Regions from separate parts of the Mus musculus genome. Here region 2 is linked to region 1. A link is a loop called in an ENCODE intact Hi-C map of the cell type or tissue named here. Cell type or tissue: left cerebral cortex. All regions are shown on one strand. Each heading gives the region's core, and the rest is flanking DNA. Links, peaks and the distances in the headings are about the cores only. Region 1 holds the start of Myb (myeloblastosis oncogene). Region 2 holds the start of Hbs1l (Hbs1-like (S. cerevisiae)).

Evidence for each region. Peaks named below come from ENCODE experiments on the same cell type or tissue, not always from the same donor. Only the 100,000 strongest peaks of a DNase experiment are listed, where the experiment ranks them.
Region 2: a loop joins it to region 1, with 2.6 times the contacts of the local background. A loop is called at or near these places in 6 of 42 quality-filtered maps.

What each region holds. Positions count from the first base shown.
Region 1 is chr10:21,149,821-21,166,119 of GRCm38, reverse strand. Myb (myeloblastosis oncogene) reads left to right here and starts at 5,136. Exons shown (of 16, transcript NM_001198914.1): 1 at 5,136-5,424; 2 at 9,663-9,780; 3 at 11,365-11,436; 4 at 13,136-13,228; 5 at 13,464-13,684; 6 at 15,580-15,814. The coding sequence starts at 5,402. In left cerebral cortex, for the core only: a CTCF peak has its summit at 7,882; DNase peaks (open chromatin) are centred at 6,116, 6,221, 7,136, 7,856 and 2 more places; H3K4me3 peaks cover 2,386 bases.
Region 2 is chr10:21,288,746-21,305,044 of GRCm38, reverse strand. It overlaps Hbs1l (Hbs1-like (S. cerevisiae)), which reads right to left and starts at 9,066. Exons shown (of 18, transcript NM_019702.2): 1 at 8,869-9,066; 2 at 5,802-5,867; 3 at 402-515. The coding sequence starts at 8,911. It also overlaps the pseudogene Gm2467. In left cerebral cortex, for the core only: no CTCF peak of the experiment used is centred there; DNase peaks (open chromatin) are centred at 8,554 and 9,066; H3K4me3 peaks cover 1,952 bases; H3K27ac peaks cover 890 bases.

The sequences.
Region 1 (16,299 bases), core at 5,153-10,152:
GAACGTGACACAGGAAGCTTCTGACTTCTGTTATTCACTAAGCCCCAAGTGCCGTTTGCCTTCATGTTGTTGTTCCTATGTGTAGCTCTTTCTCTTTAAAAGTCAATTTAATGTGTTTAACTGTTTCTCCTAGAACCAGCATTCCTGAGTGAAGGGCTTATTTAACAAATGATCGCTTTTCCACAGGAAGCAGCCCTACCTGTAGAGTGTGCTATTACCTCCTGCAGTGTGAGTAAGCCATAGTCAACTTCAAGCTAAGACAGTATGCTAAATACAACATGAGAAAGAGACAACATGCTATGTAGTATTGCCATCATAGAAATGTATCAGAAGAAAATGTAACAAACTTGCAGATGGGGGGCGGTGTTGAGTGTTATTTTAACATAAGTTTACTTCTAAGATCTTTAGCTGATTTCTTTCTGTGTAGGCTTCTGCCTAGGGCCTGCCACATGCTGGACAAGCAGCTTTCATGGAGATGCACTCCAGACTTACAATTTACCTTCTTAAGTGATTGCTTCTGACAGCTCCCTGCTGAGACAGAGCTCAAGCACAGCTCTGTCCTGGTTCGTCCTCTCCAGCACAGCCCTTGAGTCTCTCCTGCCTGCTGGACAAACCGCAAACTCCACAGACTGAAATCTAAAATGCTTCCCTCTTTGACACTCCAAGCACACAAGTCTCTTCTAATGTCGCCATTTCTCTTGATGTCCAGTGTCCAATTCAGTGAGCTTCCAACTCTTAAAGGCTCTATGTATGCCACATTCTCTAATTCCATTGATTTATATGTCCCATAACAAGCAATACACATTTTTTATTGTTTGTGTTTTTTGTTTTTGTTTGTTTGTTTTGTTTCGTTTTTCGAGACAGGGTTTCTCTGTATAGCCCTGGCTGTCCTGGAACTCACTCTGTAGACCAGGCTGGCCTCAAACTCAGAAATTCACCTGCCTCTGCCTCCCAAGTGCTGGGATTAAAGGTGTCGCCATCACTGCCCGGCCGCACATATTTTTTTTTTTATTATTAATGCTTGAAAGGAGTCTTGAATCAAAGATTTGAGTCTTTCTAGGAGCCAGAAGAAGGGAGAGTGATTTAGACAGAAGAATTTAATCATGAACCACAGGGCAGGCTCCAAGCTTACAGAGCATGGAGTTGTCCAGTTAGCTTGACTGAGAACCCCAAAGACTCCCTCTCTTCCTCTCTCTCTCTTCCTCCCCCTCCCTCTTTTCCTCCCTCCCTCCCTTGTGACTCTGTGTGTGTGTGTGTGTGTGTGTGTGTGTGTTCTGAATGGACAAGCTATATTATTAGAACAGTGCATTTGGAATATTGATTTAACACATTTGTCAGATAGATCTCAGTGGAAGGAGCCTGAAAGAGGCCAGTTAGCTGGTCCGAAGGAGAACAGTCAGTCCACTGAGACAGGAGGGACAACCACGATGTGTCTATTTCTGTAATTGAAGGATAACAATGCGCTTGACCACCACCATCTCTGGAGGTTCCATACCTTGCTACCGTTGGGCCCCCTTCATTGTTAAGATTAAAAGGTTTGCTGGGAATCAACATGAGGTTTATCTCAAACCTATGGATTTCAATTATATATGCCACAGCTGTTCTTCATTAACTGACAGGACCAAGAATTGTCTGTACTTTAACCATTTGGTATTTACTGTAATTATTTCTCTTTTAATGCTGTGAGCCAAATTGGGTTGAGGGGGTGGGAAATGTGGGTGGTAGAGACATGGAACCCCTGAACCCAGGGCTATAACTAACATTGATAACGTGCGTCTTTGAGATGCTGATTGGAGTTATTAAAGATCGGAAGCAAAGCACCAGGGACTCGGGTCTTTTCTGGGCATTTCTTCCTTTAGCCTTCCTCCAGTGTCAAGAGGAAAGTAAAACCGATTCTGAGACCTGCCCGTGTGAGGGAAAAGCACAACAGCTTGCAGGGGACCAGAGACTCCTTTTCCTCTGTGTTTCAGATAAGAAGCTGAAGTTCACCATGGTGGGAAGGCAAACAGGTTGTTGCAGCCTTCTTGGTCGCTGACACTAACTTTACTATGAAGACAATAACTTTGAGCTGTGGATAGCAGGACCACTGGGCCCAGGAAACATGGAAGGCTCTGGAAGAAATCCAACAAAGAAGAAATGAGCCTGTGGAAACAGCCAAGATCATCATAAGTGGTCCCGAGATTTCTCCCAGGGACAGCATTGGACACTTGTTAAAAATGTGAATTATCTGGTATCATCCCAAACCCACTGCAGTGGAAGCCGTGAATTTCTCCTGGGTGGATTCGGTGATTCTGACGCACATTCAGGACTTCGGATCAGCATGGCCTGCAGGTGGACAGCAAACATTCAGGGTGTTTGTTTGTTTGTTTGTTTGTTTAAGGTTTTTGTTTGTTGCACATTATTAGAGCTTAGAGAGAAAGAGGAGACAGCAGAATAAGGGAGAAATATACAGTATAGCCATCAAACCATAAAACACTTCTTTTTAAGATCTCGTCCTTTACAGAAGCATTCTCTTCCCTGTGCAGTGCATTACAACCCAAAGTTGCATCTATTGCATCCTGCCACAGAGAAAATACCTGACTTAGGAAATTATAAACATAAGTAAATAAAAACTGAGAGTGAGCCGGGCAGTGGTGGCTCACACCTTTAATCCCAGCACTCGGGAGGCAGAGGCAGGCGGATTTCTGAGTTCCAGGCCAGCCTGGTCTACAGAGCGAGTTCCAGGACAGCCAGGGCTACACAGAGAAACTCTGTCTTGAAAAACAAACAAACAAAAATCTGAGAGTGACATAAAACATAGAGTTGTCATCTAAGATGCATTTGCCAAACTTATGAGTGGAAGGAGAAATGTATGAACACAGCTACAATATGCATTCTGAAATATCTTTAGAAATATGTTTTCACCCAGACAGAAATTTTGATAGTGACACAATTATTTTCTTCCGTAGCTTAAGCTAGCAATAGACCACAAATGATAGTAAAATGACTGGGCTGTACTTTTTTTTTTAAATTAGATTATGTCTGTCCTCCACACTTATTACTTTGACACATACGAGGGGGGAATATAAGACTGTATAGCAAAATAACTTGGAGAAATAAGAATATTATGAATTCCCAAGCCATGTACATACCAATGTACAAAACCACTAAAGAAATGATAAGTGTTTTTCTACTTAAAAGTTCTTCCTTTTCTTTTTTAAGAATCATAAAACATAACTGTACCTCTTCAGAACTCTGTGAAGGAGGCTGTGAGATCAATCATCTTAGCAAGGATTCAAGAGGCTCAGGAATGGAAACCCTTCCATTTAGATGCACAGAGTAACACCCAGACAGACTGCTGTCCCTTGAGAGGTGAGTCCTTCCTAGATGTTTGTCATAGACTTGGTAAGTACTTATTGTTAGTGCACAGAAAGTTCATTACAGACTCTACACATAAGTATTGGCTTCAAATGTGTATTAAGTTGCAAGAGACTTGTAACCATGCAGCAGTGTGTCACAGTAACTTTCTGCTTTCTTCTTATTTTAAAGAAACTGTTGTAAACCCTTAGGAGCATGCTCTGAAATGTCTTCATAAAGATTAAACGATATAGCTAATTTTAAGAAGCATCGTTTCAAACACCAGATAAAGTCTTGAAACTCAGCTTGCTTCAACAATTTAATAAAATTATGACTCATTTCAGTAAGAACATGCTTTTTTAGTAAGAAAAAAAAAGCTTTCTGAGCTATGTTTGAACCCCTAAAGCACTTGGGACACTCACACACCCAGTCAGCACAAGTCTTGAACTCCTAAAAGATTAAAGGCAAAATAAATTGGTGTGTATTGAGAATGAAAAGAAAAATCCCCAAGGGTACTGATTTATAAACAGAAGTAACACTGAAAGTCCCCTGAAATCCCCCAATCACCAATCCTTATAAATTCAGCACTTTGCACATCGCTCCTTTGGGAACCTGTAGTTAAAGTTACAGGGATACCTTCGCTGACTTGTGGCTGGTAAACTCTTCAAATTACACCCAACAGGGTCCTTACTGTTTAGCTCAATGGTTCTCAGCCTTCCTTTAAAGGGTCTCAGCTGCGACCCTTTAATACAAGTTTCTCATGTGGTGGCCCCAAACATAAAATTATTTTCATCAGTATTTTATAACTGTAATCTTGCTACTTATGAATCATAATGTAGAGATCAGATATATATCAAACGTACAAGATAACAGTCGAGCAATCCCAAGTGGGTCGGGACCCACAGGTTGAGAACCAGTGGTATGGGTTTGGTTTAAAAAAAAAATGAATCAGGAGTGCACAAGTTCCTGAGAACTGCTAGGGGTTGTTTGTTTGGGATCCAGTAGGTTTGTCCAGCAAGTGTTTGACGCAGGACCCAGGACCCGAGCGCACTCTGCAGAGGCAGAAGTGCGTGGTAGGCACCTCCTAGGGTGGGTGGGCCCGGCGTGTGTCTAAGTGAGGGAGGAAGGGCTTATGACAAAAAGCCGGTGGTGTGTGGGCTGCAGGATCTGGGAGGAGATTGAAAAATGAGCCCGGGGCTCGATCTGTCAAAGGCTGTAGCCACAGGGCTGACTGTATTTAAGTATCCTTTGTCGCTTACCAGTGAATTAAAGATGTCCCTTTAAAATTAAAACATGAAAAACTGGACCTAGTCAAAAATCGTTGGGGGTTGGGGAAGTACGCTCACTCTATTCAACCGATCATCCCTCACACTCTCTGCTCCCGGGTGTGTTGAAGTCGGGGCGCAGTTGAAACCCTGAAGGCAGAAGTGTGTCACCCAACCCCATCGAGGTGCCCTTGAATGGAAGCGCTGCTGATTCGGGCTCGGGAGCCCCGGAGCCTACGGAGAGGAGCGACCGCGTAGCCCCGAAAGCGGTAACAGCGGGACCCGGTGTGAGCCGGCGCCACCCGGCCACGGAGCGGGGTTTGCGCAGGAAAAGGCGCCACCGCGGCCCCGGCCGCCCCTCCCCAGCCCGGGCTCCCCGCCCGCCCGCCGTCCCGGCCGCGCTGCGCGCCAGGAGCAGCTCCGCGGCGCGAGAGGCGAATGGGAGCGGCGGCCAGGCGGGCTGCAGCTCGGGCGACCGCGGAGGCGGCGGGCAGGGCGCGTGCGCACTGCAGGGGCGCCAGATTTGGCGGGAGGGGGAGTGTCCAAACCTCTTTGTTTGATGGCATCTGTTTACAGAGTTACACTTTAATATCAACCTGTTTCCTCCTCCTCCTTCTCCTCCTTCTCCTCCTCCTCCTCGGTGACCTCCTTCTCCTCCCCTTTCTCCGGAGAAACTTCGCCCCGGCGGTGCGGAGCGCCGCTGCGCAGCCGGGGGAGGACGCAGGCAAGGCGGAGGGCAGCGGGAGGCGGCAACCGGTGCGGTCCCCGGGGCTCTTGGCGGAGCCCCGGCCCGCCTCGCCATGGCCCGGAGACCCCGACACAGGTAATGGGGAGGCTGAGAGGGCGGCCTCGGGCTAGGGCGCGCGGGGATCCAGGCATCCCGGAGCAGGTGGGAATGCCTTCCCTGTTGGTTTGCGGGGCTGTCAGCCAGTGGCAGAAGACACTCGGGAGAAGGATGAATGGAAAACTCTGCGAGAAGCGCACGGGTATAGTGGGAAGCATGCCCTGAGGCTCTTTTTTATTTTATTTCCCTTTTTCTTTCTTTTTTCTTTTTCTTTTTGCAAGTTGCTCGGGGATTCGTTTCTCTTTGGGGGGTGGGGTGGGGGGGGGGCTCGGCACTCTTCAGCCGAGGACTGAACGGTTCCATCAGACCCGAGGAGCCCACCAGGTGTTTGGCTTGATGCCCCGAGTGTCGGCGAGGGAGTCGCAGCCTAATTGCTGCATGCATTGAGGTGTGTTTGCACTTGAAGAGCATATGGCAGATATAGGGAAAGGCCGGGTTGTTTAGTAGCTGCAGGTAGTTCATTTAAATTTCATTCATTCATTATGGAGGCGAGAGAGGTGTCAGCTGACAGGCAGGCAGCTGCAAAGATTTTAGGGGGACAAAATGGGTTTGCAGATTGTTTTAAACCCAGCCGTTTGAAGATTCTTGTACTTGTTATGGAAGAAGCTTTTGCAAACACTGCACGCGCCCGCGTCGCACATGTCACCGCACCGGCCGAGATGATGCGTGCACTCTCTTTCCATTTTGGCCCCACCTTCGGGAAGAGGGATCCTCTCGGAACTGTCAGTTGCTGGCGCTCAAGTCCGGCCCGACTCGGGGTTTCCCGAGGACACGCCGGGGCTCCCAGAGAGCAACAGATGCGGGGCTTAGCTCGGTGGCGGTCGCCACTCGGCGCAAAGTGCTGGAGGCAGGCGGCACCCAAGGCAGCTGCAGTGCACCCCGGGCGATGTCGCCGCTCTTCTCCTGGGCCGCGCACACGTGGAAGCAGCTGAGGTCGCCGCTGCTCCCAGCACTCTGCTCCAGCTGCTTTTGGTGGCCCGCCTCTGGCAAAGCCACCGACCGACCGACCCTAAGGAAGATTCGGGGGGGGGGGGGGGAGTCCGCGGAGACACAGTCTATCCGCGCCCGCCTTTCCACTCGTGGTTTGATTTTCGCTAAACAATCTGTTCTCTCTCTTTCTTTCCTTTCTTTCTTTCTTTCTTTCTTTCTTTCTTTCTTTCTTTCTTTCTTTTTTTTTGGGGGGGGGGGGGAGCCATCAGGACCTGGCCATGCAGGGCGCGGGCTCTGGGAAGTTGCAGGAGCGTGGGCGTGGGCCCTGCCGCGCACCCTCGGGATGGGCCAGGCGGGGAGCGGCAACCGCTGGGCATCGGAACAAGAAGGGGGTGAATTGGGGAGACCTTGAATCTTGGCTCCCAGTGCCTGGCCCCGGGCCTGCCGCGCCAGCCTAAGTGCCACCCTTTAAGAGGTTTCGCCTTTCGCTTTTGGGACCTAAACCGCCCGCACCCAGGTCACCTGTTCTGCAGAAAGCTGAAACCTGCAGCAGGAGGAGGGAGTTAGGAAGGGGTGCTCCCAGGAGGTGCGGCCCAAGCTGGCCGCCCCAAGGTTCAGTCGGGGCGTGGCCGCGCAGGTTCCCTGGGGCTCGCAGGTAGCCCGGAGCGGAGGCGGCAGGGAGGGGCGGGAGCCTTGAACTTGACTCAGGGGGAAGAGAAACCCGGCTGCGGGCTCGGAGCCGTTTCTTGCAGGGCTAGCGTCAACTCGGCAGGGATTATTAACCAGGTCAGCGAAATGACTCTGAACCCCTTTTCTAGAATCACGTAGCGGCCACAGGCACTTCCTCCGGTCCCCCTCCCTCTTCCCAACCCCCCAGTGTTCTTTTTCGTTTCTTTGCACGGTTTGTTTCCTTGATAGAATGTAACATTCATAGTTGTACTCTTGTAACCACACCGGCTCTCGCAGGTGGAGCAGTCGAGAGCATCTAGCTTGAAATCAGCCTTTGAAAGTCCTTTGACTGTTGGGTCTGAGATCTTGTCGGAGCAGATAAAGGAAAAGTTATTTCGGGTCCTTTGTCGAAATTAATCATGCTACCGAGGCGACCAGGTCATTTTAGAGCAAGGAAATGGCATGCAGAGCTCAGAGGCAAGCCCCTTGTCAAAGCTGACAGAATCCTGGACTCGCCCAGCTCCCTCTCACAGCCTTTCAAGATCTGCAAGAGTCACACGCCACATTTCACCCCAAGACTTTGGCTTTGCACATCTGCCCAGGGCTTGCTTTTTAAGAGGCACAGAAGACAGTAGAGGCATGCCTCTGGAAAGTACCTTAAACATAGAATCCCCTCCCTAGTGTGTAAGATGGGATCCACGAGAGGGAGGGGGGTTTGTCCAAATCAAACGACTAGGTGCGTGGACAACTAGGGCTGTTAGAACTTTGCTCCTAGACCCCCTGGTCCTGTGTGATCCCAGTTCTCCCTCACCTGACTATTGACTGCCCCCTGTGGGCGACTGAGGGTGATGCTTGTTTTTAGATTAAGTTTTGACCAGAGGAAAATTTGCTTGGAAAATGTCCACAATGCTGAAAGTGACACCTCCAGATCTGGACAAGCCTAACAGGCGAATCTAATGAGAGTTAAATCGGTGGCTCCACTCTCAGGTCCCGTTGGCTTTCTTGGTATCCCTGATACTTCACAAAGGGATGTTTCATCCTGAGAGCTTTCCAAGTTCCTTAACAAAAGGGAATTGTCACCCAAAGAGGCTGGTTTGCAGTTCCGGCCTCATAACTCTTTTTCCCTTCACAACACCATGTTTTATATTAAGGAGAAAATCGTAATTATTACTGCACAGAAGTTATTTGCCGCCTCCTGTTTACTGTTGGAAATAAAACTGCTTTTGGTTGAAAGGATTTACACTAAGTGGAAAAATATATTGCAGATCATGAATAAAGTTTCCTGGGATTTTTTTTTCTTTTTGGTGGTGTTATTTTAACGTTAGATCACATCCTGTCACCATGAAGCCTGAGCCATCAGTTTGAGGCTCAGAATAATATTTTAGATGATGAAAATCCCAATGTTTGGTAAACACTTTGGCTTAACTTTTAGGGGGCTAGAAATATACATTTAGTGAGTTCGTCTGGAAAGACAAATCCTATTATGAATGTAAGTTTGCCTTTTAAAAATAATTTTCATTATGATGTTGTCTTATATCATCTTGCTGGTTCGATAGGTTTTTCAGTTTTACAACAGTGAGTTTGTTAAGTGGAGTTGTTAAGTGTAAAATTCTTCACATTTTAAGTCTTATAGAGTGATAACAAAAACTAAACTGCAGAATTACTCTGTTCTGTATATGATTGATGAGTTTGGAGTTCCTTCAGCTGCCATCAAAATTCACACTGTTACTCAACCCGGTAAAAGAAAAGGCTGTTTTGAAAACAGTCTTTTTTTTTTTAACCTGTAGATTTCATCTGGGGGAACCCCTTGGTTTTTAATTAGATACATTGTAAGGTATTTTAGACTCCATGCACTCAGAGACAGAGAAAACAAGAGTAAGTAGGAGTCTGAATAGCCAGTGCCCTGGCCATGTGCTTAGTTACTCAGGAGACAGCACTGTAAACACAAGCACAGCTTAGGTAGAGTAGACACGGGCGGGCGGCGTTTGAATGATTTGCAATTTATGTTAATCACAAAACAGTTTGAGGGATGTCTCCTTTACCAGGTCTTGAAAATCTTCCTGATTTTTTTTTCCCCTAGTGCCATGGTCTTTAAGAGGTGATCACAACTATACTTTGGAATGTATTCTGTCTTGGTTTTTTTATTTTATCAGACTACCAGTACTCTTGAGACACACTTGATTGGTCTGTTGTGTTCAGAAACTATTTAAATGATTTGCTATTTGCTATATGCCAGAGTTGGAGTGTGTATTTATAGCAAGGACATGGGCTCTTGTTCTTCTCATTGTCCTTAACATTGACTTTTAAACTCAAGCATCAATTGGTTGGGAGTTTGCCAGATGTGTAACTTGTCACTGATCTAACAGTAACAGGTTCAAACATGCAGAGCAATAGAAAAATGCCAGGGCTCTTGGTGTCTCTGTGGATACTAGTAACAGCAAAACCAGTTTACAAACACTACAGCACCAGAATGCAGAAAACCTCATTGCGCAACTGTGCAAGGTTTTGTTTCTGTAGACTTTTAACAAGCTTGCTGAAGCGTTTCTGTCTGAGTTTCATAATCCAATAGTTTAGATCCTCTGCCTTTGGCCCATGTGTGTCCATTCTTATTTCTGCAGCATCTACAGTAGCGATGAAGATGATGAAGACATTGAGATGTGTGACCATGACTACGATGGGCTGCTGCCCAAATCTGGAAAGCGTCACTTGGGGAAAACTAGGTGGACAAGGGAAGAGGTAACTAGTCATTTTATCAAAACGTAGGGAAACTCTGTAGAGTCTGTGATTGGTGAAAACTGAAATCTCGGCTAAGCTACATGTGCCCTTCTGAAGACTCTTGAAGAGGTTATCTTGGCATGCTGTACAGAATGCTCGTGTTCTTCTCTCCCAGTGTTTATTCTGCTTTCTGTTCCCAACCTGTTTATTGTTCCTTAAATGCTTTCTCCTTTTTCCTTTCCACTTTGCCTGTCTGGTTCTCATTCTGGAACCTCACCATTCCCTACACATTGCCTTTTCTGTGAAACTGTTACTGGCCACCATCTTTAAGGCTGGATGCACCCTCCCGTGGTCCCAACCCCCCTGGGCACATGCTTGGCTTTATTGGTGTTGTTACATATTTGTCTTTCCCAACACACTGCCAATTCCTTGAGGGTTAGGACTAAAGTATCTCTTCATCTTTGTGTTCCTCAAACTCAAAATTACTTGCTAAAATGTAGGATAGTAATGAATGTTCTCTGGCTAAAGTGATGCTTTGCTATTTTCTAAGCTAAAGTAGCCGTAGAATTTATTGTGTTGTAATATGCTCAGTGAACATTCGTTACACATGATAGTCACATGACCTATGTATGTGAAAGATTATTCTGAAGAGATCCAGTAATAGGAGAAGATATGCCCACTTCTTTCTAGAGCAAAAATCATCAAAGTATGAAGAAAGGTTTCTTCCTTCTCTACTGAACTGTGACCTTGATTGCATGCTAAAATCAAAGCTCCTGAGAACAGGTGGAAGCACTCCCAGGGAGGCACTTAGGGAATGCACGTTCTGTCTGTCTGTCCTGCTCAGGCCCGTGGATGCTCCCTTGGAGTGTGAACTTCTGTTGTTAACCATGGATTCCCAGACTCTGTCTGTTTTGTCATTATGTGTGAATGCAGAAACCTATGAAGACTGTGTTTACAAAGGTGTGCATGAGCTAGCATGTAGATGAGCGTATGTGCTGATGGAGCCAGCTTGGGAATGTCTAGCTAGTGTCTTCTGTGTTCTCATCCATAAACTCTGAACATATTGATGCAGATCCTTAATGGCTTTACTGCATGAAGTACACCTTCAAGTCAAATGTGTCAAATATCTTCTTCTTTGCATATGGAGAAGGTTGAACCAATGGGAAGCTGTCTCATCCATGGTCTTATCTTTCTCAGGGTTGAACGGTGACTAAGTTTAACGTTGGAATTCATTTTCCCCCATTTAGTAAGAGTGTTAACAGTTACCATCTATTAAACACTAACACATGCCCGGCTTCACTGCTTTACATAATGGTATTGTGTAATCTCCAGATAACAATGTTGATACTACCATTCCTATCTTATAGATGACAATAGAAATCTGTTTATATAACTACTCAACAGCTGTGTCAAAGTAAAAGCTTTAGTGTGCCTGTGAGTAAATGTATGCCCAGACCAGTATATTACATTAATATTGGCTTTATTTGAGTGGTTTTGAAAGCTCCCCCCCACCCCCGATCATGAGGTTGGTTCCTTTTTTCATTAAACTTAGACAGAGCTGTTCAGTAAACAAGTGATGCCTAGGATTGTCTTTACACACCTTAGGATGAGAAGCTGAAGAAGCTGGTGGAACAGAACGGAACAGACGACTGGAAAGTCATTGCCAATTATCTGCCCGTAAGTTAGATACTCACTCTTTCTCCTTCCTTCCTTCCTTCCTTCCTTCCTTCCTTCCTTCCTTCCTTCCTTCCTCCCTCCCTCCCTCCCTCCCTCCCTCCCTCCCTCCCTCCCTCCCTCCCTTTCTCTCTTTCGAATGGAAAAATCTCATCTGGATTTAAGAAATTATTGGATAGTTTACTAAAATACTATGTATTTGCTCATATAGAGTTAAGAGGAAGAGAGCCATCCGTAATTTTTATATCTGACTACACAACATATAATTGAGGTTTCTAGAGTTACTATCCAGAGATTTTGATTTTTTTTTTCAACAATTGCTTCTTGTTTTGTTTTAAAATACCCTGATAGTGTAAGTTAACATTCTGATGGGTTGTTCCAGGATAAAATTTTAAACTTGGTATTCCCTCCAAGTTAGCTTCTAAATTCTCCTATTCTCATCAACAGCCACATTTTTGGTGTGTGGGTTTAAAAATCTAGAGCGTCTTTTGTCTTATAGCCTCCCAGGTCCATCTCAATGATGAGTCGGGAGCGCAGAATTTCTTTACAGTCCTTCTCTTCCACTTCTTTCCTATGGTCTGGTCACAGGGCAGCTGCCCTGCCCTCTCTATCATAGTGGCTTCCTTCTTGGCTTCACCATCTTGGCTTCACCACGTGTATTCTTTGAGCTTACCACCAGTTCCAAACACTGCTAGCTGAGGGAGCCTCCTAAACGGCAACTACTCCTAACTACTCTGCTTGCCTAGGGTGTCTGAGTCCCTAGGTTTGGTCTCCTGCACCAATAAAATCAACAAATAAGCAAACAAACCCCCAGCAGTGGTGACATAGGTTCTCACATGGCAAGTGGGCTACCTTGACCTGGCATCCAGTTTCTCTCCTATCTGGTCTCAACTTACAGTCCCACTGCCCTCTCCCTCCTCTACCCGCTCTGTTTCCTGCTTCCTCCCCACAAGCAGGTTTGGCTGTGTTCATTTCTGCTTTTTCTCCTCTGGGCTTTTCTTCCTGCTGATTTCACCCCCACCCCCCACCCCCAGCATGTTCTCTCTTGCTTCTCCAGTTAAAAGTACTGAGCACCCTCCAAAGGCCGGATCATGAGCTCTCGAATGCCTCTGAAGGAAGCAGAACCTCTTCTTTAAGAGTCCTTTTCTCCTCACCCCAACAGCACGTGGCTTAGGTCTCATCTTACAGATAAAGTCAGCCTTTGGTGTAATCAGTTACATGTCCATCTTTCTTCTTCTAAGATTATGTCTAAGAAAGTGAGAAAGTTTTATTGTTTTCATTCAGTCTAATACAAGTGTCTGTGGTCCTGAACACACAGAGAGGTTGAATGGGAGGCACTTCAGTTCCTTAGGATGGATTTTTATTGAGGCGTGGCCATGTGGGATCACTAACGCATCTTCAGCCACAGAGGTACAAACCACAGACTGAGGTTAACGATAAGTCACGTTGGCATCTATGTGTGTACTGTGATGTTCCTTCTATGCACATGGCAGACCATTACCTTCAGGCTCCAATCTTAGATGCAACTTGGATACATTCTCTAGTCCGTGAGCAGTGTGGGATGGATAGGTGGGCTCTCTGTACAGGCTTCTAAATGTTCTTAGATGTTTTCACTATGTATCATCCACATGTGATCCCTATTGAACAAAGCCTTCATGTGTTCTTCACGCCTTATCATCCCAACGCTGTGTACTTTGTCTAGAACCGGACAGATGTGCAGTGCCAACACCGGTGGCAGAAAGTGCTGAACCCTGAACTCATCAAAGGTCCCTGGACCAAAGAAGAAGATCAGAGAGTAAGTTCTGTCCCCATAGATGTGTGACTTGCAGTTAAGAATATTGCTAAAACAGGTTTCTCACCCCAAGGAAGCAATTTAAATCTTCAAACAGGAAGTAAAGGGCTGGCTCCTGCATGTCCAGTGGATGAAAGCAGATTATTTCAAGATCTGAAGATCTTGTAACATTGAGGCTTGATGACGCTGACTCTTTCCGTAACATTAAAACACAGATTATTTTTCTGTTCATCTGAAGGTCATAGAGCTTGTCCAGAAATATGGTCCGAAGCGTTGGTCTGTTATTGCCAAGCACTTAAAAGGGAGAATTGGAAAGCAGTGTCGGGAGAGGTGGCACAACCATTTGAATCCAGAAGTTAAGAAAACCTCCTGGACAGAAGAGGAGGACAGAATCATTTACCAGGCACACAAGCGTCTGGGGAACAGATGGGCAGAGATCGCAAAGCTGCTGCCCGGACGGTAAGACTTGGGCAACAAATATATTGATTGGGAAGAACCAAGGGATGGTCGCTAAACATTCTCTGTGTGTGAATGAATTACATTCGAGCAATTATAAGCATTTTGTCAGATAAACCAGAAACACCAACTTTTAGGAGCGGGCAAGAGCTTGGAGTTTGTTCCGTTGGACAAGGCTAGTGACACCTGGGTGGTGAGCCCCAGCCAAACCTTTCGGCTTTCCTCCACTGTTGCTCCTCCATTTGTGAAATAGCTGATTTCCATGAGTTAACGTTAGGATCAAGTGAAATGAATGTCAGGTATTCTGTAAGCTAAAGCACCTACCTGCCTAAGAAGGGAGTGCAGACACAGATTGCTCTCGGGCTGAGGCCATCCAGCCAGTTCAGCCATTACTGGTCACTCCTCCACTTTAGCAATTTCCGTTTTCCTAACACCTGCATTCACCTCATTTCCCATTTGATTACTGGGTGTTTTTTTGGTTTTGTTTTTCTGAGACTAAAAAAAGCCTGTATGTCTAGAGTTGTCACGACAACTTCAGGTTTTTTAACTAATCTCAGTGTTATGTCTTATTTTTACCAAACAAGGAGGGGAAATGACGCCTTTGTATAGGATAATTATGGAAACTCACCTTTGACCCACTGTCTACACATATATACATTGATTTTTTTTTTAGCTATTTTGAGAAATACTTTCACTGTAAATTTTAAAATAAACAATATTAAAAGTATTCTTATTCTTGAGCTTTTTGACCCCAAAGTGGGGAAAGGATTGTTTCAGGATGGCTTATCTAGTATTTCCTAGTCTTGCATCAATGGGGTAGCTCCCTCATGCCTTGAGAACTTTAAGAAGCCATGGATCTGGTCAAAGGAGGCCTTTCCTCCCATGTGGCCTCAGAGGATATACTGTTGACTTTTCTAAAGACTAAAGGGGCAACTGAACTTCCTCTTTTTTAAAAACACACATTTCCCCACCCCCATGGAAATAGTAAAAATGTTTTTACTTAATTTTTCTTTCTTTTCCTTTTCTTTTTCTTTTTTATTTTTTTAGCTAAGAAACTTCCTGAAAATGGGAAGAGTTTAGTAAAAGCACCTTGCAGTTTGAAACTATACTAGGGGGTTGAATGTGGTAGCACATGCCTGTAATCCCAGCATTCAAGAAGTGGAGGTAGAAAGATCTGGAATGCAAGGCCAGCTAGACTACTATTACCCAGTCTTAGGAAAACAGCCCCTGCTCCCCACAAAGGAGAGAGAGTATACTGGGGCTAGTGTCTCTTGGTTGGGGTATTGCTGAGGATGGAGAATACTGTAACCCATCACACACATCCCCTTTGTCCGGCATGGCTTCCAAAGGGTAAGAGGGTCTTTTGACTCACACTTTGTGCATAGAGTTATGAGAGGTAAAAAGTGGGTACTGAGGCTTTGTCACTGCTGTTCCCAAGCTTGGCCACGCCCCTTCTGTTGGTGTATCAACACCCCCCCCACCCCCCCCCACCCCCACACCCCCACCCCCCGCCGCTAAGCCACAATGGAAGGGCTTTATAACAGTGGGGACTCTAAGTTCTATTAAAGTCCAGTGGCACGTGAATTCTGAGGACCTACGCCTTTATCAAGAAATCAAAATGCTAAAATAAATTTTGCAGGAAACTTGATACATCCCAAATCAGGTGAGCAAGAGAAGAGTGGCTTTTCAGTTAGGCGACAAGGTAGAAAAGATGAAGACAATTTAAAAGAGGGAAAGAAAAGTTAGTGGAACCACAGCAATTAAAATGAGAAAATAAAAGTGGAACCACAGAAATTAAAGTATTTTTTGTTTGTTTTTTAAGAAACAGTTTTCTGTTGATTGACTGTAATCTGAGTTAAAAGTTTTATAAAGTTTGTATATGGTACATTTCTACACAGGACTGATAATGCTATCAAGAACCACTGGAATTCCACCATGCGTCGCAAGGTGGAACAGGAAGGCTACCTGCAGGAGCCTTCCAAAGCCAGCCAGACGCCAGTGGCCACGAGCTTCCAGAAGAACAATCATTTGATGGGGTTTGGGCATGCCTCACCTCCATCTCAGCTCTCTCCAAGTGGCCAGTCCTCCGTCAACAGCGAATATCCCTATTACCACATCGCCGAAGCACAAAACGTAAGCCACTCCCGAGAATGTAGAGGGAGAAGAGAGGTGGTTATATCACCTGGGGTCATAAAAATACTTTACAGTTGTGTGCTTTGCATAGATGTTGTACAAGCATGGTCACAGATGGAGATGTGTCGATGGCCCTCAGCTAGACCCACTGTGTGAGGTAGGAGATGGCCCTCAGCTAGACCCACTGTGTGAGGTAGGAGATGGCCCTCAGCTAGACCCACTGTGTGAGGTAGGAGATGGCCCTCAGCTAGACCCACTGTGTGAGGTAGGAGATGGCCCTCAGCTAGACCCACTGTGTGAGGTAGGAGATGGCCCTCAGCTAGACCCACTGTGTGAGGTAGGAGATGGCCCTCAGCTAGACCCACTGTGTGAGGTAGGAGAAGATACACTTGGCTTCCGTTTCTGGAAACAAGAATGAAAAGGAGTTTGTCCATCACATTGAAGTAGTGCTGAATAGAACCAAAGTCGTCTGATTCTAGTTTTCT
Region 2 (16,299 bases), core at 6,661-11,660, 140 kb before region 1:
GCTTTCATCTCTAGATTTCCTGGAAGCCATGTTCTTGTCAATAAAACAACTCCTGTCACTTAATCATCTGCTCTACGAAAGCTCACGAGCGAAGATTCTCTCCATGTTCTTATTACCAATCACTGGACTTTCTGCCCTATGTAAAGGATAAGAGAAGAAAACTCCCAGTCCAAAGTCCTGTGACTGAGCAGCTGCTGTGCTCAATGCAGTCATTTTTTCCACACACAACTAAACTCTCACAAGACACATCAAATAAAATGGAAATTTTCCTTCAAAGATGTGCTTGTACCGTTAATGTCCATAAGCATTACTATGAATGACTTCCATGAAATTTACAAATTCTTACTTGGTGATTAATCATTTTCAGCCAAAGAAGACATGCTATTTTTAAAAAGCCATACCTTGGTCAATTTCACTTAATTGGTGATTCAAAAGAGAATTAGAAGACTCTCTCAGATCTTCATAGCCATATTCTTCTTCAGGGTTGTCACGGCGTGAGTAAATGAACTGAGCGGCTAGGATATAAAAGGAAAAACACAGTAGTACAGCCGATCCCCAGTAGGCTCTCATGTGTCTCTAACACGAGTGAGGATAAAGGAGAAACGGCTAGAGCCCACTGGTAAACTGCTTCCCTAGTACATGGGAGGCCCTAGGTATGACTCTCAGTACTAAAGACAAAAAAGCTAAAAATTAAAAATCCGGGAGTTCAGAGGCTGGCTTAGGGCTTAGAGTGCTTGTTCTGCAAGCAACGGTAAGCGGTGACTACCCAACACCCACAGAAAAAACCAGCAGGGCGGCACGTGCTTGTATCCCCTGTGCTGCCGAAAGAGACAAAACCCAACAGCGAGCTGGCCAGCTAGCCTCGCCTAAACAGCAAGTGTCCAGCTCACTGAGAAAGCATGTCTGAAGGCACTAAAACAGAGCAACAGAGGAAACTATCAGGCTGGTCTACTCTGGCCTCTGTATGCTCATACATAGGCAGCAGGCATCTGCATACTCACATGCGTGCATCACACACACACACACAGGAACATGCACATAGACTGACATGCATAAATCCACACACAGATCTCCTCACCATTCACAGCCAGTTTTCCATGTCTGACAAGAATGATGACTTAGCAATGTCCCAGGATGATATAAATCCACCCAAGTTCTACCTAAGTCCTAAGCCTAAGGATTTACTACTTTCTCACTGTTGTTCTTTCCCCTACTTTCCAAGACCATTCCATGCATCTAGTTTCATCCTTGCCCACAATTATGCTCCTTTATATTCTTGGTACTAAGATCCTGAAGCACACATCAAACTCATTTACTTAGGAAAGCACCCCAAGTGTATTTTCATAGAGAAGCAAACACTAGACTAAATTTATTATCTAAGAAACACTAATTTTGACAGAATCCAAAAAGATCCTGAAAGCATAAGCATTAAATTAAGTATGTATACGTGTATGCATGCATTTTAATCTATTTATCTAATGTGTATATGAATATGGTGCTCCAGTATGCATCTGTGCACCACACAGAAGAGGCACTGGACCCTCTGAAACTGAGGTGATGTATGGCCCCCACAGCAGTGTGCTTAACCGCTGAGCCATCGGCTCTCCAGCACTCAACAGACCTTACATTTTGAGCAACTCATTTTTCAATCATACAATGGCACAGTAAACCAGTCAGTCACTTACACACACACACACACACACACACACACACACACACACACACCGCCACTGGCTTAGGCATATATTTGTTAAGGACAGAAACACAAAGGCAGCACTGCAAAGCAGGGCCTTTACAGTATTCCACTTTCCCTAAGAACATACTAAGCCCAATGAACGCAATTCCTACACTGGACTTCTGTGCATGGCTCCAGGGAGGTATAAATGCTGAAGGAGAAACTACCTCCAAAACTTACAGATAATGCAGAAAATATGAAGTTACAGCCCATGTGTAATATTTATATTCAGAAATCAGAAGGCCACAAGTCAATGACCATATATAGATTAGCAAGGAAGACAAAAAAAAATTGTACTGTCATGTTTTAAAATCCAAATGAGTAACATATTTAACAGTACTGGAGAAAGAGATCAATCCCTGGAGACTGAGCAGTTACAATAAAGAACATAGAAAACTTGAAGATTGACAAGAAGTCAATCCACACAAGGAGACAGAGAACTAAAAGCATCTGTAGTAAAGAAGGGCGTGAAGGGGGTGCCACAGGAAAGATGCTTTAGCCTAGACAAGGCCACCAACACTTCAGTGTTCTTTGCAAGTCTGATCTCTACTGCACCTGTAGATACACTGTGACCAACACATTCTTCCTCAGTTTAGCTACAGCCTTGTTCCAGGAATGTTTAATATGAGTGTAATATTAATACAATGCTGCCTTTGCAACATCAGTCACAATCCTTACACCTCTTTAAATCAAGCTTTTGCCTTTTTAAGGAAAAAGTCCTGAGCCCATGTTCTTTACTAGAGAGCTAATCTATGTCTCCAAATGTGCAAGTACTTTCATTAAGATGGTTATTGGTTTTGTTAGTGATCTACAGGTTAAAAGACATGTCCTAACACCACAAAGTATTTCAACAATGCACATGTTATTTACATATATGCATATTCTTCCCTACATTCTGCAAGATAAAATTAGCATTACAGGAGAACACTGAAGAAACACACAGATTCTCTAAGAATACATTTTCCACAGTTTAAATCACAGACCAGAGCTAAGTCTTATAACCATCAGGTAACACTTACATTGACAGTCTTTTATTTCTAGTGATGTGTAAAGTAGAGCTTTGAAATCCTGGCATTTTAGATTTATTCTGTTTGCTACCTAGAGATTCACAGTTGTTTTCCAGGCTTTCATCAACTGTTTTTTGCTTAGCTCAGTGTTAACTGTGCACATTCTCCACTGCCACCCACGAAACCTGCGAGCAGCCAGTGCTGACTGAGGTAACAATCAGACGCTTTCCTCAACAAGTTTCACTAGCGACTGCAAAGCGGAAGTTAGAGCCTATCAGCACCTGCGCCATCTGCTAGAAGCTTCTGTTTCTGGGGAGGTTCCCTACGTCCCAAACCAAAACAAGGAAAGGCAACTAGGACAAATCAAAAGAAACCTGCACTGAACAACTCCTCTCTGCTGCTTCACCCCCACAGGGGAAGCTTAAGAAACACTGCCTGTCCTGCTGGGAGTGGCACAGCTAATGCCAGCTTCTGAGGGGCAGAGGAGAGCACAACTCTGTAAGTTCAAGGCCAGCCTGGTCTACACAGTGAGTTCCAGGACAGCGAGTTTAGTCTATACAACCTCTCCCTACTGACACACACACAATTGACAAAGACCTTTCACAACTGGTTCCCATGTCCCACCTGTCCTTTCATGCTGTGACTTGTATGAATTCTGTAAGGCTCCCAAAACCAATGTCACTCAGTGGCCATCACTCTACCTACATCCTCCCTAACATAGCAGCTTACTCACCCTTCCCGTCAGCGTGCTCAGACTCAAGTCAGGATTCTTCCCTACCCATCAGACTACAGCTGCACACTATCTGAACAGGACCTGACACAGCTGCTTTACAGTAAAAAGAAAAAATAGGGCAGACAGGTTCAGAACAAATATATCAAGGACTACTGCCCAACTTCTATCAAGAAATAAAAAAATACATGCATCCATGGCTAAAGTTTAGAAGTTTCTATTAATTGGTAAAGCAACTCAATTACAGGCTTCATTAGACCATGAGTCGAGTATGTTCGCCTCCTGAATAAATAAAAGAATGGAGATTGTTATTCCCTGAGCTTCTCAAGACATCATGTGTTCACTAATCCCCAAAGAAGAACTCTTCTGCAGGTTATGCGGACAGTGATCCTGATCCTGGTGTGTGAAGATGAAACCACAACAGAGGGACTGTCACAGAGCAGCCAACAAGGCCAGGGAATAATCCTGCTGTTCTGCCACGGGAGGCTACTGCTCCAAGAAACAGAACTAGTCCCAACTCACTTGTCAGGTCATGCCAGGGCACACAGGCCAGTGTTCCCGACATCAGGGAGGCTGCAGCAGGGAACCCAGACTGTAGGTTACCTGTGATGCATGCATGTGAAGTGCAAGCCAGCACAGGCTAGGTTCCAGTCTGATGAGATTGCTACACCACACATTTTTCTTTTCTAGCCTGCTTTGGTGGTAGCGCTGTCACTGCTGTCAGGGTGATGATGGTGATCACAACCTGGATCTCTCGCAGCATGCCTACTAAGCAACAAGCATGCCTACTAAGTACCCTGAAAATGTTCTAGAAAATAAAAAATTCAAATTTACATGTTTTTGTGAAAAGTAAGTTTTTTATCAAGCAAAAGCATTTAACTACCTCCTGTGTGGTGATGTCAACAGACTTTCACAAAGTTCAACAGTAACACAGAGCTAGGGTGTCAGGAATGTGAGACACACGGAAGTCTGTGATCAACCACCATGTAAGCCAGGCCACACGTCTAACTCTCAGAGCAACAACTTCTGAAAGAATAGCTTTTGTGCTGTTAGCACACTAGGTAAACGCTGCCTATCTAGAGAGAAACTTTGAATTTGCACTATTTGTGAGCAAACTCTGCTGTATGAACAATCCACTCTACTTCATACAAACTATATTCAACAAGCCCTGAAGATCTCAACACACACACACGCACACCACACACGCACACGCACACACGCTCATTCGCAAGTGTGCATGCGCACTTATATATAGTTTGAGACAGGGTTTCTGTAGCTCTGGCTGGCCTGACTTGCTATATACACTATACACGAGGCTGGCCTCAAACTCACAGAGATTAGCCTGCTTCAGACTTCTGAGTCCTGGGATTAAAGGCATATGCCAACATATCTAGAAGACCAACCCTTGTAAGCCTCCTTAATCTGTCTAAATACTACTATTCTTTTCCTAATTAAATGGTTCCCAAATGCCAGTCTAATATTCAAAATATTCCTGATATAAAATTTATTACTACCTACCTTCAGAGCTTTAAGAACTTCACCAATGATCAAGTATTTTAGTGAATTTATATTAACTACACGTTACAGAGAATATTAGAAAAAAAAAGGCACCAAAGCTTTTCTTAAGCTGCTGAATGTTTCCTTGAAACGTCTCAGCTCTTACTGCACAAGCATGAGGGCCTGAATTCAATCCCTAATACCATCAATCAGGTGTAGTCATGTGTGTGTCTGTAACCACAGTGCTTTGGGTGGCAGAGACACAGGGTCTCTGAGTTGCTGGTCACCAGCCTAGCCCCACAGTTCAGTGAGAAATCCTGACATAAAGAACTAAGGGGAGAATGGGACAAGGCACCTGAGGTCTCTCTGCACTCTATGCACGTGCAGAAGCAGCATGCACCTAAACAAAGACAAACAAGACACACTTGCGCGCGCGCGCGCGCGCGCACACACACACACACACACACACACACACACAGAGAGAGAGAGAGAGAGAGAGAGAGAGAGAGAGAGAGAAAACAAAAATTATTCATGGGTAAAGAAAGAAACTCTTGTAGGTGAACTCGGTGGGGGCATATTTACTTACAAATCCATCCAAATATGACCAAAGCTGGAGGACCACCAGGAGTTCAAGGCCACCCTGGCCTATTTTTGGTTTTCAAATAATCTATTTTAAGTGTTAACATGTGTGTATAAAGACATACACACACATAAGCATCTTTTTCAACATTACATATTATAGTCTCATGAACATTCTGGTCCAGGATGACAATCATGCTTACTTGAATGTTTAGACAGCTAAGTCACAGAAATCCCTTGCTGAACAACGTACCTGTTGATGGTGAGATACAGTAGTCATCCTCCACAGACTGCCCATACAGATCATCATCTTCAAAATCTACAAGACAAACACAGGACTTTACAAGACAATCAGCCTTTTATATCCGTGAGGAAACACCTGGACTAGCTACAAAGCAAGTTAACATATCAATTTTCAAGGGGGTTGAAATGTCTACTTTTCTACAAATTCTAAGAACTTTTCCCACAAAAAAGTTATTCATTAACAATCTATGTTATTGACAATCTATACTTTAAAAACATACATATGTCTTTTGCTTTTAAGTTAATTGGGCTCTATTTAATTTTCTCACATTCCTCCTTCCATCTAACCACACATCTTTACAGAAGTGGTAAGCACAGGGTATACAAGCAACCATACAGACATTGTTTGTGGGGATCGAGGATGGCTAACTTTGGTGACTGCTAACTGGCCTCAAAGAATATGTTTTGTTGAGCTTTTCCTAAGGTTGTTCTTTCTCTAGGTAAGCAAGCTCCCAGAAGTCTTCCCCACCACCTTTACCTTCCAACAGCTGCCTCTCATTTCTTTTCTTCCAAGTACAAGATGTGTTTCAAAGCACGAGAAATCACAGCTCCTTCCTGGCAAACGTTTTTAAGTCCCTGGCATACACGGACCACTAACTTAATGTGTTTATAGGTTAACAAATCAAAGGACTTTAAAACTGCAAGGAACATATATAAATTTATAGCAGAGGCTACTATGGAGACACTTCAGTACTTAAGAGAAGAGCACACACTCCCAGTTCTCTTAATGCCAAAAATCTCACAAACCAGAAAAGGGTGATCACAGACTCCACGAAGATTAGGCATCATGAAATACGGAGCATATGGGAACACACATGAGCAAAATGAGAACTTCCCCAGGAAGAGAACATCCAAACCAACTCTAACGGACAGAGGTAGCCAGTTTTCTAGGGCATGCAGGCAGCAGGAACAACATGCTTAAAGGCCAAGACCAAGGGCTGTGGCAAAGAAAATTTGTGTGACTGCTTTAACTGGATAAAAACATGTAAGATTAAATTAAATCAGAATGTAATCCCAAATTTAAATTTCACTCATAACCCCAAAACATACATCTTTAGATATTATAAATCACTTTTGCTAGTTCGGTGAACCTCAAGCATGACAATATACAAATATGAAGAGAACTCTTCCCGTGGTCTTCCTAAAGTGCTTCACTTCTTCAACAAAACATTGGAGGGATTTACTACACGTAAGGTATCCCACCACGCCTGAAGCAGACATACAATTAAAGGCTGTTAAACTATGGGAGAGAGTCTGCAAACATAGCTCGGCTGCTCTCCCTTTATGCACAGTCCTAGGTTCCAACAGCACTGTATAAACCAGGCCTGCCAGCCCATCATCTGGTACTTGGGAGACAGAATCAGAGGCAGAAAGATTATGTTCATCACCCTTGGCTATACCGCGATGACAAGTCCAACAGGGGCTACATGAAACTGTCTCAAAACAAAAACCTATAGATAGAGGCAGTCCTGAAAAGTACTTGGAATTAAACGGTAAAGTAACGCAGGTGTTACACAGAGGAGCCAACAGGTTTTTTGTCCACAGACTAACTCTAATGAAATTAGAATACTTTTGTGAAGTTTTAATTACTGAAAGCCCAAAAGGAAGCCTAACTGGGAAGAAGAAAATGGAAAATGAACTTTTATGAACAGGAAGGGAGGAACATCCCAAGACAGGCTACGCTTGCTTATGATGTCACTGATTGTTACAAAGGAATCAAACCTGACCTCAGGTAGCCAAGGTAAGAAGGTATTCGGCACTCAGAGGCTACACAGAAATCCCAGCCCTTCCCTTCTAATTTAGACCCTCTCTTTTGCATCGTTTCTATATTACTGTCATCACACTGTGGAATCTCTCATGCTTTAACCAGCTGTTACTGTAAACAGTCCTCATGTGTTAAGCAGTACCCTTAAATAGTCAATTATCACTGGCTGAGGAAATATATTGGTAATAAATGTCCCTTATTTCACAGCTACACAATCTCTTCCAGACTAAAGTCATTTCTTAGTGGTAGTGGTCCACCAGGCCTTTTATACAGACACTATGTATTCTTACAGTGAATGCCTGCCAAGTAAGATATTCCAGGCAGACTGGGTCAAAGTCTCCAGATGCAGCCCAGGTTGTTGGTTGGTCAAACCTGTTGAGGACACTGAAGCTCACAATCCCCCCAAAGGGGGTGTTAATAACAACCGCCTGCGTAAACATTGCATCTTCTCCATTTTAAAAAGCAGCAGGTCTTTAGGATTCTTGCATCACTTTACATTTGTGTTTATTTTTAGCTTCTGTGATGCTAAATGATGCTTATTATCATCCACTCAATGCCAACAAACTGCGAGTCCCTTTTTCATGACCTCCCCGCTGGTGTTATTTTTCCATTTCCTTTTTAAAATCAATCTACATTAAGCACTGTTTGCCAATAACTGAATTTATACACCTGAACATCAGCAAATCGACCCAATTTCTTGAGCCCTTTTAAACAAGAATCTTTTCTGTTTCTCACGTCCCCAGTTTTGAAATCCGTTGGAAAAAAATGGAGCAGTCAAAAACGCAGGGACACGGGGACAACGAAATAAATCTGACGTTTGTAGTAGGCCGGCCGCAGGTAAGCGCTAAGCCAGCCTCTTTTCTAACTACGGCCTCGTGGGCTTGTCTGAAGGAGGGCTTATGAGACAGACGTCAGGAACTCATTGCGGGATCCCCGCAGGAAACAGGGAAAGAAGAGGTGACGCTTGGATACGAACAGCATCGGATCCCGACCTCGCCACACCTATGGGCCCTGGAGATGCTACACCCCTGCCCGGTCGGTGAACTAGCTCAGCTAGGAGGCAGACAACACGCCGGCTTCCTCCCCGGGTGTTCCTCTCAGGTCCTGCTCGCTCTCCGCCCGCTCCCTCTCCGCCGAAGATCCCATTGCGAGCGTGGCTCCGGGGTCCATGCTCGATTCCAGGGAGATGTAAAGCGGCCATGGAGACAGCTGGAAGAGCTAAGGTCACGGCCGGCGCGGCCTTACCACCCACCTTCATCGTAGTTATATCCCCGGACGTTCCGATGCCGGGCCATCGCGCACAGACGGCGCCTGCCGCCGTCCCTTCCAGAAAAACTCGGCTCAGAAACCGACGAGGCGCAGACCGCGGGCGGAACACCTCTGCCGCGCCATCTTGTCTTCCGCCAGGCCTCTGCGCCGAGCGTCCGCGCATGCGCGACGTCATACCTGCGCACTTGGCGACGGCAAGCTCTCGGGGTCACTGCGGGCCTCCCGGGAACGCGTGCGCGCTCGCGAACTGGCGGGGGGGGGGGGGGGGCGAGGTCCCGCCCACAAGCGAATTGACTGACGTGGACTTCAAGGCCAGAAATGAAGCAACCAGAGGGTTGTTGAGCGGGATCCTTCACCTACACCGGTTTTCAGGATTATTTCCCAACTTTGGTTTTTGATCATCTGAAAAGCTGCCTATTTCGCTCAGTAAAAACAAGGACTTTGTTTCAGCTTTTAAGCCTTAGTAAACACTATAGGCAATCAATAAACGTGTAAATTTGGCATAATAATTAGTCCAAGCTGTAGAGGGAACTTTTTGAATGAGTAATTTTAGCTTTGAAATGTAGCCACACTGGGTCAATATGCTTCGCATGTAACTCATGGCTTCAGGTATGGGCTCCATATTAAATTCATTAACAGCTCTGGTAAACAACTGTCTGACCTTAGCTTTGTAAAATATTTCATTAGCACGAATTAATTAAGAAGGAAGCCTTAGACATTGATTGAATACATAAATATGTGAACTTGCTAAGGGTGTTTAGTACAGCTTTTCAGACACAGAACTAGCCTTGGGTGCTTATGATGTAATAATAACACATAAATCTATAACCTGTTATTAAACATCCTTGTTTCATACAACATAAGGCTAATAATGCTGTGTAAAAAACATCAACCTTATTATCACACTGAACAAACCATTTTATTGTAGCTTGTGCTTTCAATGCCAAGACCTGGAATCAAAGGCGAATGTCTAACACCACCTTACTCAGCTTTTCTAATCCACAACAATGAGGATAACACAAATTAAATCCATATTTGTAAAGGGCTCAGATTTGAGTTCTGACTGACTACCCAATGGTGTTCTTAACTCACAATGTTTCATATGGCTCCAAGGCAAAACTTTATAGACAAAAAAAAAAAAAAGTAGATGCTAATTTTATGATTTTTAAGTGTTTTATTTTATACCTTTAAATAATTTCCACATTGCAGCCTATTTCTTTGTAAGTGAAGATATTATCTTATACATTATCAAATTCATAAATAATATTTGCCCATGTAAGAGGACTTAGCACAGGACATTAAGTGCTAAAGAGTACTAAATGTGCTGGACCTGGTGGCTCAATTCCTTTAATCTTGGTACTCTGTAGACAGGGACAGGAGGACCAGGAATTCAAGGTCATCCTTGGCTACACAGGGAGTTCCAGGCCAACCAGCACTGTTGAGACCCTGTCTCAACGTCACGTACATAAAACTTAAAAACCAGGGTCAGCTTCTATCCCACTGTAAACGTGAATGCTGTTAATTACAAGTCACTGATGCGGCTATTGAAGTAAATGAGTTATAAACCGACCACATAACTAGTAGGGTGAATAAGAAAACAATCCTGCCTCAGACATGACACATAACTTGGGTGTGTGGACCAGTCTGTTCTGTATTGATTCCTGAAAATGGTATATTATTTACACTTGTTAGTTTCCCTGGCAAGGTGACATAACTCAGAGTCACCTGGAAATTGCCTCATCAGAATTGTCCTGTGAGGCAATGTCTTGATTGATTGATGCAAAGAGTTTCCAGTCTGCTCTACAGGGCAACCTCCTTAGTAGTGGGGCCTGGGCTGTAAGAGAAAGCAAGCCAAGCATGAGCAGAAGAGCGGGCCTGTAAGCAGTTGCACCTGTAGTTCCTGCTTCAGTCTCTGCTTCAGTTTCTACCTTGATGTCCCTCAGTGATGGATTGTAACTTGAAAGTGTGGGGCTGGTGAGACGACTGATGAGTTAAGAGCACTGACTGTTCTTCCGGAGGTCCTGAGTTCAATTCCCAGCAACCACATGGTGGCTCACTACCATCTCTAATGGGATCTTATGCCCTCTTCTGGTGTGTCTGAAGACAGTGACAGTGTACCCATATACATTAAATAAATAAATCTTAAAACAAAACAAAACAAAAACAAAAACCAACAAACAAACAACCTTGGAAGTGTAAGCCAAATAAACCCTTTCCTCCCATAGTTGTTTTTTTGGTTTTGGTTTTTGTTTTTGTGGGTTTTTTTTGGTCAGAGTCTTTTAACACACTGTACTGGCTGGTTTTGTATCTACTTGACACAATCTAGAGAGAAAGGAGTCTCAGTTGAAGAAATATGTCCATGAGATCCAGCTGTAAGGCAGTGTTAAGTATTAAGCAGGTGAGAGTCTAGCCCACTGTGGGTGGTGCCATCCCTGGGCTGGTGGTCCTGGGTTCTATAAGAAAGCAAGCTGAGCAAGCCAGGGGAAGCAATCCAGTAAGCAGCATCCCTCCATGGCCTCTGCATCAGCTCCTGCCTCTAGGTTCATACCCTGTATGAGTTCCAGTCCTAGCTCTCTTTTGGTGATGATCAGCAATGTGGAAGTGTAAGCTGAATAAACCCTTTTCCCCCAACTTGCTTCTTGGTCCCGGTGTTTTGCTGCAGCAATAAAACCCTAAGACACACAGCAAAAGATAAAACTTGAAAGCTTCCTGTTGATAGTGGTACTGAGTAACTTTGAAAACCATAAACAGGACATATTTTAGGTCTATAATCTGGAATGTTTGCCCATATGTAAATGCCAGTGAAACCTCCAACCCCAATCAAGACAACATATGTAGACTCTCAAGCATTTCTATACAGAATATAAAAATATGAAAATGTCATGGGATCCTTCTGCTCCCACGGCTCCCTAACAAGGCCTTTGGCAACAGCAGATCAGCTTCTGTCACTAAAACTCCATTCGTATTTTTAAGACCTTCATGTAGAAGAAACCTGACAGTACGTGTTCTTTTTTATATCTTCATTTACTCAACTGTTTTGACATTCAGCCACAGAGGTCGGTCCTTGAATCAACAGCTTATTCCTTTTTCTTTCAGAAAGAATTCCACTGTGTAGAAGTGTAGGAGGAAGTGCCGGCATGACCGGACAGCCAGCCTCCTTGGAGTACTGCACTTCTGAGAAGCACGGCACACCACACACCTAAAGTCAGAACACTGGATTCTCAGGAAGCGTGAATAGCTGGTGTCTGTCCTGTGAAGAGTCTGCACTCTCCGTTTCACCTCTGTGTGCATCTTCTGCAGAGAGACCCTGGTGGTATGAGTGTTTACTATCCAGTCAAGGGTAATGTGCCAACCAATCACAGGACACAGCCCCAGCCCCACCCCCACGCCCTATTTAAGTGGTTGCTTGAGTGCACCAAAGCAGACGCTATTCCTTTAAACTGTCTCCACAGTGGTTTATCTCTGTGCCCTTTAGCAACCCATGGCCATTGCTCTCTTGTGAGGGATGCCCCAGTAATGAAAGCATAGAGAAATCACAATTTGTGTGTCTTCCATTAGTCTATTGAAACCCACTTTAGTTGTTTCCAGTGTTGACTACGACAAATAAGACGCTATGAGTATTCATAACAAATATTTGCATGAAAATAACATCTATCTTCCCTGAGTAAATACTCGACCACAGAATGGTTAAACGAGGTGATTATCATTTACCTTCTGGGAAAAGAGTGGCAGTGGGAAGGATAGAGTCCAATGGTTGAACACTTGCCTCACATACAAAAAGCACAGCTACGCGCCTAGCACTGTAAACGGAAGAGAACAGAAAGTACCCAACAGTTTCCAAAAGTGGCTGGACGATTTTACACAACCCTGAGTGACGGAGCTGCATCGGCCTTCCATAGCTTCTCACCGTTTGAAGATAAGCTTGATTTTCTGATGAGCTCTTCAACAAAGTGTCTGTTTGACTCTTTTGCCTTATAATGAGGTGTTTGTTTTCTTATCTCTGAGTCTGGAGAACATTTTTGACATTCATAATACAATTCCTCTGTATAACCCAGATGTACAATTTAACAATATCTCTCCCAGTGTGTGACTCATTGTTGCATTTCTTCTTGATACTTGGGGGGGGGGGGTCTTGAGGTTGCTAGGCAACCACTGTACCCCCCCCCCAGCATCCTCAACCATTTTTATTCTTTTAATGATGTCTTTTTAAATATTTTTTTTGTTTTGATCAATTCGCATTTACTCGTTTTTGGGGTTCCATGGATTGTGCTATTGATTTTCCATCTAAGAAATCTTCACCAGAACAAAAGTCACATTTTCTCCAGGTCTGTGGTTCACAGTTTCTGGCTTCACATTTAGGGTTATTGTATATTTTCATTTGAGTGTTGTGTGTGGTAAAGATTTAGAGCACAGGCCATTTTGAAAAATGGCTGTTTATTGAGATGGAAATCATGAATCACATTCTGAACATGTTTGTTCATTTCTGCATTGGGGAAGGAAAACAGGGTCTTGAACATTTTAGGTAGGTACACTCTCCCATTAAGCTTCATTCCCAGGTTAACAATCAGATTCTGCAACTTAAATCTTGCAATTTAAATGTAATTTCGGGGGCTGGGAAAATGACCCAATAAGTAAAGTATTGGGATCCCCAGAACACACATAAAAATTCAGACAGCAACTGCAGTGTGCAGCTGTACTCTCCGAACTGAGACGACAAAGAGTGGGGGCAGGGGAGGTAATCCTCAGAGCTCACTGGTCAGCCAGCTCAGCAGGCAAGCTCCAACCCCACTGAGAGACCCTGTCACAAAAACTAAGACAGAAAGTCACTAAAGAATACACACGACATAGATCTCAGCCTCAGCCTATACATACACACACACACACACTCACACAAACATGCACACCACACAGAGAAACACATACATACACACAAATATATACAGGCATGTATATCACACAGATATATGTACACACACATAAACACACACATACACACACAAACAAACACTCACACATACATGCACACCACACAGAGACATACACACACATACACGCACACACCCTCAAAGGTATAATTTAGATGTAAAATTCCTGAAATAACCAAGATATTCAGAACAAAGAATGGGACTGGATGAGTTACATCATCTACCTAGACCCTATACATATACAAACAGGGCAACCCTGAACAAGTCTCAGAAACACATCATGAACAAGGACCCAGGCGCTGGATCCCTGCAGAGCCTTGTAGAACAAACCAAGCTGATCTATCTCGACAGAAATCAGAATATTGGAGATATTTGAGATAAATGTTAATAAGGTTGGGGAGAAAGGACGAAACAGAGCTCGGTGAAGCCGAGTATGGCCACACCCTTGTAACCCCAGCCCTCACAGGCTCAAGCAGGAGGATTACAAGGTGGAGGCAAACCGGGGCTACACGGCAATCATGGTCTCAGTAATAAATACATGAACGTAGAGTTATATTGCATTCTGACATGTTCTATACATTGATAGGAGTGAGTTAAAAGGTCTCCCAGGTCTGTAAACTGTATTATGCCAGACACCTAAGGTTTATGAACCTTGTATGCATACATAAGTTATGCATAAGCTAAGTACATAATTGTAAAGTGTAAAAACTAAAAAAAAAGAAAAAAGAAAAAAATCCTAAGTAAAGTTTTCCTGTCCTATGAATATACATACATATGTTTTTTCTTTAATTCTTTTTGTGTTGGGGAGATGCAGTGAACTCTATTGATGGTATTCAAGAGAGTAGGGAGGGCTCCCTAGCCCCTCCTGTTATTATGGGGGCCTGGGGTGGAAATTGTGAGGGAGATGCTCAGTGTTGGGGGCCAAGCTGAGATAGGGACTCCTCAGCAACCGAGGGCCTCTCTCTTGCTCTCAGTATCCTTGCTGGGGTGGGTGGTCCAGGGTTTCTTGCTCCTTGGAGGCCATGTAGGCCATGAGGTCCACCACCCTGATGCTGTAGCCATATTCATTGTCATACCAGGAAATGAGCTTGACAAAGTTGTCATTGAGAGCAATGCCAGCCCCAGCATCAAAGAGTGGGAAGAGTGGGAGTTGCTGTTGAAGTTGGAGGTGACAACCTGGTCCTCAGTGTAGCCCAGGATGCCCTTCAGTGGGCCCTCAGATGCCTGCTTCACCACCTTCTTGATGTCATCATACTTGGCAGGTTTCTCCAGATGGCATGTCAGATCCACAATGGATACATTAGGGGGTAGGAACATGGAAGGCCATGCTAGTGAGCTTCCTGTTCAGCTCTGGGATGACCTTGCCCACACCCTTGACAGCACCAGTGGATGCAGGGATGATGTTCTGGGAAGCCCCACGGCATTCACACCACAGCTTTCCAGAGGGGCCATCCACAGTCTTCTGAGTGGCAGTGATGACATGGACCGTGGTCATGAGCCCTTTCACAATGCCAAAGTTGTCATGGATGACCTTGGCCAGGGGGGCTAAGCAGTTGGTGGTGCGGGATGCATTGATGAAAATCTTGAGTGAGTTGTCATATTTCTCATGGTTCACACCCATCACAAACATGGGGCCATCAGCAGAAGGGGCAGAGATGATGACCCTTTTGGCCCCACCATTCAAGTGGGCCCCAACCTTTTCCATGGTGGTGAAGACACCAGTAGACTCCACGACATACTCAGCACCGGCCTCACCCCATTTGATGTTAGTGGGGTCTTGCTCCTGGAAGATGGTGATGGGCTTCCCATTGATGACAAGCTTCCCATTCTCGGCCTTGACTGTGCCGTTGAATTTGCCATGGGTGGAGTCAGACTGGAACATGTAGACCATGTAGTTGAGGTCAATGAAGGGGTCGTTGATGGCAGCAGTCTCCACTTTGCTTATACAGAGCAGAAGGCAGTCCTAGTAACCAGGCACCCAATACAGTGAAATCTGTTCACACCGACCTTCACCATCTTTTCTACAGGCCGAGGCTGGCCCTGCACAAGAAGATGAGGCTATCTCTGGAACAGGGAGAAGCAGAGAGCAGTTTTTCTCTATTTCAAGTATGTAGTTTATTTTAGATATTTTGCTTATGACCCATAGCATACAATTTTGGATATACAAATAAACTTTAAGTCACTTAACAGCCTATTCATATTATAGTCTTTTTTCTAGTTCTTTTTTTCTACTCTGAGGTGAACAGTATTGGTCCATGGGATTTAAACTAAAATGACTTTATTAGGGCTGAAACAATCCTACTCTTGGCAGGTACTTAAATACCCTTATGCTTTTTCATGAATTACAGTGATTTCTGTTCTCTGTAATTACTGCAGTGAAATGGAGTTGATTTTTATCATTGGAAAGGAAATGGGAAGGGTGATAGTTAGTAATTATGATATTAGACATGCCAGATCCCAAGAGCTCTAGAGATTTATAATTAAACATG